Regions from separate parts of the Homo sapiens genome. Here regions 1 and 2 are each linked to region 3. A link is a contact called in ENCODE Hi-C or POLR2A ChIA-PET data. All regions are on one chromosome and are shown on one strand. The core of a region is the stretch at or near the end of the contact, and the rest is flanking DNA. Distances in the headings are between cores, read along the strand shown. Region 1 holds the start of RORA (RAR related orphan receptor A). Region 2 overlaps RORA (RAR related orphan receptor A). Region 3 overlaps RORA (RAR related orphan receptor A).

Region 1 (3,261 bases), core at 603-3,102, 310 kb before region 3:
TTTCTTAAACTGTACACTTTGATATATTTGTTTCCTTAGAAAAGTCAAGTGTAACAAGCTAGGTCAATTGCATCAAGAACATTACTAACAGGCTAACCAATGGTAAATGTTGTGAAGGCTACTCTGGAAATCTGTGCTTTCACGTATGGGGAAACCCACACGTCTGATTTGGGATGGAGGAGACAATTGTGCATTGTTTGTAGGCGCCAACAGACAGGCTAAAGCCAGGGATCCTTGCAGAGACAGGATTAAGGTATCAGGACTGTTCACATCTCATTTACATCACCCCGAAGAGTGGACCACAGGTTTTGCTGATTAGTACACAGACTATGGCAAAGGGCATTGTGTATTTGAAATAAGATCAAGATCAGTAACAGTAACAGAAACTATGTGTGAAATTTGGCATATGGCGGTTCCTCTGAAGGATTAGCTAACTGGGTTTCCCGCACTTACTATTTTTTAAAGCATTTTTCCAAACCAGGAAGTTAGCAAAAGAAAAATGTCCCCCAATTCCCTCCGCCTACCCCACGTTCTGAAGCACATATATTTATGCCACCTTCTGGCCTCTAATAATATTATTTATTGTCAAAATTTTGGATCCTTTTGAAAGGAAGGTGGGGCGTATTTCCACAGTGTCTTCGCAGGCAAAAGAAAGTGGTAGATTGAGTATGAAGGCAGACAAATCAGGCTACTACCATTGGAGTATTTTCCATTCTTTCAATTTGTATTGTTCCTTCATCTTGGAGTTTGCAGTCAAGGTAACGATGATGCAATTATCTGCTTTCCTGGAGTTTTAGGTACCTACTAGGGGATGAATGTATTTCAATGGGAGGAGGGTGTAGAATGATGCCTATAATAATACGAATTATTAGGAGCTGTTAATTATCTGAATGTTATCCGGGCATTAGTAATGCCTCTCCAGTATATCTACCTTTTATGGATGAGACTGTACATTTAATAGGAAAAGTACCAGTGGGAATTGACAATTAGCAGCCACGCTTGAGCTAGATGCAGCGTGGCATGTTTTATCCAGCTTAGATAGTTGTCGACCAAACAGGCCAAAGTTTTCTTCAGTAGAAAATGCCCTGCCAAATGGTTTCTGGATCCTTCGCGGACAAACAGCAAAGGAGCTGAAAGCGACCTCTTTCAACCATGCCAGAAACTGTCCATGGCGCTTCTAGATTCACAAAATCTGTTTTAGACACAGATGTCTTTAACCAAGATTGGAAACCCACTGGCCGTCCCATCCCAAAGTAAAAAGTGCCACGTCCTCCCATCCTCCGCCTTCCTTGGGATGTCAGCCCCGTTCTAATTCCTTTTTAGTTTCTCCTCAGCCCTCGGCAGGGCTGGCAGGGGGCTACCTGCGATTTCCCAACGTGGACGTGGACAATCGGATTTGTCTCTACCCAAGCTGGCAGCGGATGGGGACGAGTTCTGTTCCCGAGAGAGTCTCAGAAGTAGGCACGGAATCATCTCACCGATTTTAATTTCTGTCCCTGGGCTGGGGAGAGGGGAGGATTGGGGCGCGGGAGGCTCTGTTCTCCTCCTCCCCTCTTTTCCCCACCTCCCAAAATTGGCAGCCAGTCTGTGGCTCTCGGTCTGGGGTCTGGAGGGTGGGGAATGTGGGTGTGGGGGCCGGCTGGAGAAGCTCTCGCTAGCGCTGCCTGTGGCCAGACCCGCCTCTTGTCCCCTTTCGGGCGCACACACACGTCCACCCAGACACTCCGCGCGCTCCCTCGCGCTTTTGCTTGCCCGCCCGCCGCCGCCTGCTTTTTCCCTCCTGCTTTCGCCGGTCGCCTTCTCCTTCTTTTTTTTTTTTTTTTTTTTTTTTTTTTTTTTTTTTTTTTTTTGGTACCATAGAGTTGCTCTGAAAACAGAAGATAGAGGGAGTCTCGGAGCTCGCCATCTCCAGCGATCTCTACATTGGGAAAAAACATGGAGTCAGCTCCGGCAGCCCCCGACCCCGCCGCCAGCGAGCCAGGCAGCAGCGGCGCGGACGCGGCCGCCGGCTCCAGGGAGACCCCGCTGAACCAGGAATCCGCCCGCAAGAGCGAGCCGCCTGCCCCGGTGCGCAGACAGAGCTATTCCAGCACCAGCAGAGGTAGGAGGCTGGAGAGGGGCTGGGGAGGGGGCGGCGGGAGCCCGGGCGCGGAGCGGGGGGCGGCCGGGAGCGGGCGCCCGGGGCGCGGGGTCCGGCGGCCGCGCGCGAGCCTGCGGCGGCGCCCCGAGCCCGGAGGACCCCCCTCCCCTCCCCCCTCCGCCCCCCAGAAATGTTGCAAACTTTTGCAGCCCGTTCTCGGCTTGCGGGAGCAGAGTGGGGCGGGGGAGGCGGCGGGAAGGTTGACAGCCGGCGGGCTCACCCCCCTGGCTTTGATTTTTCTGCAAACACTGGAGGAAAGCTGCGTTGCCTCAATTAAATACGCTCCCCCAAAATACGGAGATGCGGGGAGTGGGGGCCCGGGAAAGAAACTTTTAAAGCGGCAGTGTCCTTTTAAGAAGGGGCAAAAAAATCTGTTTATGGCCACCCTCCTTCCGCTTTACCTTTTCTCCTCTTGACAGTTTCGGCCCTGGCTGCCCGAGTCGGGGGTGTGTTTTCGGTCCCTCTCAGATCTGGGCGGGGGGCGGGAGGAGTGAGCGACCTGGGAAGTCCCGGGGGTGGAGAGGGGGCGCTCCGGGGTCTGGGGGCGACGTGGACACCTTCTTTGGAGCACGGCGGTGCGTTTGGGATTTGAAGGAAGGGCCGAAGGAAGCGGGGTGCGGGCGGGCGAGCTGTTCGCCAAGTTGTCTGGCGGGCGCGGCGAGGGGAGATGCGCAAGTTTGCAGACCGGGGGTTCGGAGCCCGGCGCCCAGGCTGGCGGGGGGCGTGTGCGCGCCAACGCGCAGAGGGCGGCGGTCCTGTGGGGCGCTCCACGCGCATCCGGAGGGAGCGTCTACAAAAGCAAGCACCGAAACTTATTTCTGCTCTGGGAATCCTTCCCTCTCGGAGGTTCCAAGCATTTCTGCAGGAACCTGGGGATGGTCAGTGCAAGTTGTATGCTGGTTGGATAGTGCAAGCAATGTTTTCTCCTCCCCTGGCGATTTTTACTCTTCATTTTGGTGTTTGGTCTGTGTCTGCGTGTGTTGGGGGGGATGGGGGGGACTCAGTTGCTCCCTCCTTTCCTAAAGTGAGCTGTTGAGGAAAGCTCACTCTTTCTTGAAGGTATTGGAACCTGATGTGTGTTTTTCTCGAGAGTGGGGGATTATTTATTTGAATGCGCCTGG
Region 2 (3,187 bases), core at 367-2,866, 370 kb after region 3:
GTAGGACTTTAAAAAGCACTGGTGTCCTATTGTAGGCTGTTTCACAATACACATAGTAAAATATGAATTTTATTGTTTGTTTTGTTGATTGGGAAGGAGATGGGAGGGGGTGGAGAGTGACGTTATAGTTTGAATTTATAATTTGAAAGCAGAGAAAATGGATGAAATAAAAAGATTACCATATGAGTATCACCAGATCCTCCCTCCCACACACACATACCTATCCCCAGGCAATCTTTCTGTGAGAATTTACCTTGGTGTTTAAAAATCACGGCAATATAAAAGTGATATTAAAAATAGTATACTACCACTGTAAGAAGTATGACAAACATGTGAGATCCTGAGAAACTGCAGAATATTTTCTCATTCAAAGTTTAGTACCTTGGTCTTATAGTGTTTGACACTAAAAAACATAGCAAATACTCTTTTATATTTAGCCTATTCCGTGATGCCTTGTTTCTTAAATTAATTCATGGGCAATGAATGGGGGAGGAAAAATAACAACAACAAATATGCCCTGGTGATATAGTAAATGCCACTTTCCAACACTTGCTCGCTACCTAAGAAAATCACTTTATTTTCTTCTCTCATGCCCAGCTTGATTGCAGAGAGCAAGAGAGTAGATGGAAACTGTGGGGTTATTTTTTAACGTTATATCATTAACTCCATCCAACACAACATGCTTAATTCCTTGTTTCTCGTAACTTTGGGATGAAGTATGGTGTTTTGTTGCCTGTTTACAAAATAGGCGACAGACACAGAACATAAGAGCTGCTACATATCATAGAACATATCGAGAATGCCAGAGATTTTTCCTGTTTTCTTCCACAAGACCATGTTAAACTGTGTGTATCAAGTTTAATAAGAGCAATGTAAAGCTACTTGATTACATTTTTATCCACAACATGATTTTAAACTAATGCTATTGGCCAGGCGCGGTGGCTCATGCCTGTAATCCCAGCACTTTGGGAGGCCAAGGCGGGCGGATCATGAGGTCAGGAGATCGAGACCACGGTGAAACCCTGTCTCTACTAAAAATACAAAAAATTAGCCAGGCATGGTGGTGGGCGCCTGTAGTCCCAGCTACTCGGGAGGCTGAGGCAGGAGAATGGTGTGAACCTGGGAGGTGGAGGTTGCAGTGAGCCGAGATCGCGCCACTGCACTCCAGCCTGGGGAACAGAGCGAGACTCTGTCTCAAATAAATAAATAAATAAATACACTAATGCTATTTACCGTGAAGTGTAGTAGTTATACTTCGTGCCTCCCAGCACTTGAGGGTTTCATCATTGCCTTACAGTATTTCTCAGAAAATAACACATTCTCCCCTGGAAATTGTTGGCTGACTTTAGCAAATTCAGGCCACCTATTCATTTAAGACTGTTGTGTGTGTTTGATTATCTAGAATGAATTGCCTTAAGAGTCTCTTTTGGAAAAGTACTAGCACAGTGCCCGAAATGCCAGGGAGTGGAAAGTCATGGTCTCGGCGGGGAAATGACTGCAGTGTTCATGGAGACAGTGTTTTCGCTTGGCTGACATTAATGACAACCCAATGCTATGTGCTCACTGAGTGTTTTCATTTCAGAAGAGCATCAAAACCACTGAGTCCTTTCAAGTCGTCTTCTTTTACTGTGAAACCAGAAACCATGCCGACGACTACTTTCAGTAATAACCTGTGTCCCAACTGCAGGCTGAAGTAAACTTCTTCTCATATAATTTTCTAATTTCTGTGTAGGGGTAGTTGTAGCAAACAACTTAGTTTCTTTCAGAGCGTGACTTCAGAAAGCGTATTTTCATGCAGCAGTGATGGGTAATGAAATCAGAATTTCCACAAAGTCTGCCCTAATTGAACAGCATTATCAGGAAAAATAAAACATGAGACTCAGAGTTTTCTCCCAAAGTCATTTATGTTATTAGGTAATGAAGCTGATTTTATTTTAGCAAACGTACTAGGAGGTATACTTCCACGTGAACATTGCCCCTTCAAAGCAGTCAACTGGAAAGGCTGAATGTCCGTGCCCATAACGCTGTCACTGCCAAAAGCTAATATATAACTCTTCTTCTGAAATGGCTTTCACCTCCTTCAGCAATGTTTTCATATTCTCCATAGTGGCCATAGTTCTCCTAGAAAAGTGAGCTTGATATTTGAAAACAACCAATAGTTAATATGCTGAAAAAGGTAAGTGAAGAAACCAAACCAGGCCATTTTCCTTAAAAAAAAAAAAAAAAGGCCAGTCATGGTGGCTTACACCTGTAATCCCAGCACTTTGGGATGCCAAAGTGGGTGGATCACCTGAGGTCAGGAGATCAAGACCAGCCTGGCCAACATGGAGAAACCCGTCTCTACTAAAAATACAAAAATTACCCAGACGTGGTGGTGGGCGCCTGTAATCCCAGCTACTCGGGAGGCTGAGGCAGGAGAATCCTTTGAACCCTGGGGGAGGTGGAGGTTGCAGTGAGCCGAGATCACGCCGCTGCACTCCAGCCTGGGTGACAGAGCGAGACCCTATCTTTAAAAAAAAAAAAAAAAGGAGGAGAGGGACTATAAAGTACAGCTGTGTCTTATCTCATTGGCACTGAGAGCAGCTGCATAAGAAGTAGCTCCAAGTAGTTTGGGGCAATGACAACATAAGAACTTTGACGCTCAATCCTCATTTTGGTGTCAAGGTTCCTGGAGCCAGTGAATTTGTTGGAAGAAAATATTGGCCACTAGCTTTCTTCTAGAACATTAATAGAGTGGATGACAATGAAGACAACAAAGAGCATTCGAAGGCTATCATCCACCACAACATAGGAGCATCTCCACGCCCACAGTACGTGTCAGTTATCCACATTACCCCACTGTTGATCGTACACATCTTTGGTTGTGTCAGAACTGCTACTCCCCTAACAAAATGCTACGCAAGCAGTGAGTGTGGGAAGCTGAAGGGAGGGACAACACGAGGGAAAATCCTGCTCAAAAGAACACAGAATGGTGACTTTCATTGTCATAATCTGATAGTAATCACGGACAATTCTGACTTCAGCCACCAGTTCAGAAATCACTAAGAGGCAGGAGAGTTTGATCATGAGGCCGCTTGGTGCTTTTACTGCAGTCACACAGAATTCCCTGTTTCCAGGCTCAGCAAACCTCTGTTACGCAAACTCGGGTTGAGGACAAGGGTGTGCTGGGGAATTGGATGTAAATTTT
Region 3 (3,117 bases), core at 37-2,536:
GAGCTTCCTTACTCTCTGCCTAACAAGTTGGTAATTCCTGGCTGTACCCTGGCTCAACAGACCTGAAGACTAGCCTGGTACAGCTCAGGGCCTGCACCCTTTGCTCAAGCTCACACATCTCTTTCTGCTCCCTCCCTGTCACCAAGGCACCCCAGACATGCCCAGAAACAGGACAAACCTGCACAACTACATTCTTCACCTGCCAGAAGAAGAAAAAAAATATTTCTGATATCTCCAAGGTTCCTGCTTTTCTGTCAATTGGGAATGAAAAGATAAAGTCCCTTTCATAACAACATTTTCTTACAAAGCCACAACTAATCATGTCATTAATGGGTAATTCCAAGGTAGCTAGTTGTTGGTAATCATGCATCTCCAAAGTGCCCAGTTTCTACATGGCAATTCCAATCGTAATTACCATGAAATTATATAACTGCAAATTATCCTGCCGTGTGAGTGGTGTAAATAAATACGTACCTGCTCTGTGATAATAAACATGAATGACATGGTTAGTTAATTAGTAGCCACTGGAAATTCACTAATGGCCTACCAAACCAGTAACTTTCTCCTGAAGAGGGAAGAAGATTGTTGATGTTTGTTCAGTTTGGCTTAATCAAGGCTTTAGTGAAGGCATTGATACTGCCTGCTCTTTGTTTTCTCATGGTTCCTTGAATCTGGAAAGTGAGGCTCTGTTAAGTTAGCAACCAGGACTTTCCAAAGACATTAAGTCCCACACACTAGTTATATGACTTGGGGATGGTGCTTAATCCTTCTGAGCCTCAAATTCCTTCTCTGTAAAATGGGAGTGATGCCAACTTGATGGCAATGCATACCTCCTGGGGTTGTCGAAAGGATTAGATGAGGTTACGTACAGGGACACATGGTATAAACTCTCCAAGGTTTGCTGTTACTGGCTGAGAATGGGAAGAAAGCCCAGCTTCACAGGCCATCCCACTTTTGTGCTCAGAGGGCTGCGTCTGATTCAGTTGGGTGTGAAGCACTATAGCAGAGACGCTGTCACGCTTTGTCACTTGAGGGTGGCAGATTGAACCCAGCACTGAACTCTTACCACTTTCCAAAGGGAGATTATAACTCCACTTCCATCAGGAAATAAGGGCCGATGCTTCAGATGCGTGAGGGAAAGGGATTACACGCAAAGAAACTTAACTCCTGAGAGATTATATTCTCAGCCCTTGCCTTTAACTGGTAAATAAATCAGCCAAGAGTACACTGACCAGGAAAAACACCAGTTATGCAATGCGAGGGCTCTGGCCCAGCAAACACAGCTGCCCCTCGGCCGACGTTTCCCTACTTTCTCCCAGATAGAGCTGCTCGTGGATGCCTCGTCAGTTAGGAAAATTCCAGAGGGAAAAAGTGGGACAGCACCCAGCAGTTTCCCGGGAGTGTCTAGGCTAGGCTCGTAGAACTTTCAAAAATAAGACCAAGAAAGGCCACTTTCCTTACGACAGAAAACTAACGCTGTTACTCTCCTTACATAAGGGCTGCACCTTGACACACAGAAAGCTACTTTCAGGGATGATAGATTTATATTCCAAAGGGCTACTAAACTTGTAACCATAGTAACAAACAAAGCTATTACATAAAATGGCTTTGCCACGTAAAAGCAATAATTATATTAACCAGATGGGAGGAAAAAGGAGAAGGAAGTCTGATCAATGTGGAAGGCACCAGTAAATTGGATTGAAAATGCATGACATTTTCCTAAATTACATCTGTTTGGGGAGGCGGGTAGGTGCCCAAGGCTGAAGAGCTGTGATGAAGTTGGGTCCAGGCCCCACCAGGTGGCAGTATGCAGAAGTTGTTGAAGCAGCTCCTCTGTTGAGGGTTTTGGGCTCTGGAAGCCGGATACTTCTTCAAGGCTTGATTTGAAAGCACCACCCCCTCCCATCACCAGTGCGATGGGGAATTTCCCTGTCAACACTAACAGTGTAGAACTGGCCCAAATTAGACTTTATTAAGAAGGATGTTGGTTGAGAAATATTCTAGTTGCAATAAGCAATGTATGCTAAGCGAAACATCAGCATGTTCTGATTAGGCCCTGAGTGTGTGATACAGATCAGGGCTCACCGTGCAGTTAACTCCTGAGTTTCTACCCTGATCTCTAACACTTGACCTTAAACTTAGCTGCATGTCAGAATCACCTGGGGGTCAAGAGGGGCTTTAAAAAATACTGATGCCTGATGCCTGAGTGTCATACTCACCTATCACCTTTTCTGATTTAATTGAATGTGATGTGGCCTGGGCATTGGTATTTAAAAATATATATATATCCAGGCAATTCTAATGATATTTTCGAGGGATGGATGAGTGGTAAGCTATTTATTAAGAGGAAGCTGATGCGAAATATTCAGAATTGGCATATTTCGGGGCAAAGGGAGCTAGGGACTGACTTCCTCATCGACTGCTTCCTCTTTTAGTCAAGTGGATAGATCTCTGTTTAATTATTCCAGCTCAGAAATACCAGCTAAATCACATAGAAAATGTTGTCCTGATGTTTTAGACTGTCTGCACGTTTGTCATAGAATACCAGGGTCTCTTCCCTTGTTTCCAATGCATTGTGAATCTCAGTGAAGTTGCCACCTGTGCAATCCCTGGCCAATCAGATCTGTTCCTTTACAAGGCAGGGAGGATTACACAACACAGACGCATTGGAGGGAATCTGAATATCTAGCTAGATCTTGTGTAATTTGACCCAATCAGTCAAACGACACATACAGGAACAGCCCTGGGAAAAGTGTAAAGTCGGCAGAACTGCCTTGTCTCCATCACTCCTCACCTCCCCCTCCAGTGCCCCACCCAGTGGATTTTAAACCTTTCTTTCCTTCCAGTCAATTTGAGATGTGACATGTTGGTGAGTGAAATAATGGGTTAATCAGGGAAAGAAACACCCCCATGTCTCTGCTGTTTTATGAACTTTTTCTAATAGCCTTCCTGTAGGAGCCCTTATTATGTGAAGCGCAATGTGCTAAGTGCTTTATCTCATTTAATCTTCCCAGCAAATTCATGCGGAAGCCATTATTATCTCCATTTTATAGAAGAAGAAACTGAGACTTGAAGAGTGTAAATATGTTGTTCTTGGCCCCACAGCCTGTTGGGATT

The links. A loop is a pair of places that touch in the nucleus more often than their neighbours do. ChIA-PET counts read pairs that join two places held with the same protein, here RNA polymerase II (POLR2A). Pooled maps may share reads with other maps.
Region 1: a loop to region 3 is called in a map of heart right ventricle, with 20 times the contacts of the local background. The contact joins the promoter of RORA here to the enhancer-like site in region 3. A Hi-C loop is called at or near these places in 1 of 168 maps with a recorded cell type or tissue (heart right ventricle) and 6 of 50 pooled maps. POLR2A ChIA-PET finds 5 or more read pairs at or near these places in 1 of 52 experiments (T-cell).
Region 2: a loop to region 3 is called in a pooled map, with 3 times the contacts of the local background. The contact joins two enhancer-like sites. A Hi-C loop is called at or near these places in 8 of 50 pooled maps. POLR2A ChIA-PET finds 5 or more read pairs at or near these places in 5 of 52 experiments (Caco-2, GM12878, activated CD4-positive, alpha-beta T cell and 1 more).

The regions. Positions count from the first base shown.
Region 1 is chr15:61,227,893-61,231,153 of GRCh38, reverse strand. RORA (RAR related orphan receptor A) reads left to right here and starts at 1,852. Exons shown (of 11, transcript NM_134261.3): 1 at 1,852-2,101. The coding sequence starts at 1,936.
Region 2 is chr15:60,546,665-60,549,851 of GRCh38, reverse strand. All of the region lies in intron 2 of RORA (RAR related orphan receptor A), which reads left to right. All of the region lies in intron 3 of RORA-AS1 (RORA antisense RNA 1), which reads right to left. Among named protein-coding and RNA genes, the nearest start is that of RORA-AS1, 69 kb to the right of the region's middle. RefSeq lists a silencer at 1,475-1,524. Within about 2 kb of position 1,616, at least 4 of the 41 ENCODE cell types and tissues checked have a DNase peak (open chromatin) inside an H3K27ac peak, as active enhancers do.
Region 3 is chr15:60,915,785-60,918,901 of GRCh38, reverse strand. All of the region lies in intron 1 of RORA (RAR related orphan receptor A), which reads left to right. Among named protein-coding and RNA genes, the nearest start is that of RORA-AS4, 150 kb to the right of the region's middle. RefSeq lists an enhancer at 1,957-2,066. Within about 2 kb of position 1,286, at least 23 of the 41 ENCODE cell types and tissues checked have a DNase peak (open chromatin) inside an H3K27ac peak, as active enhancers do; they include heart right ventricle, where a contact is called at or near this core.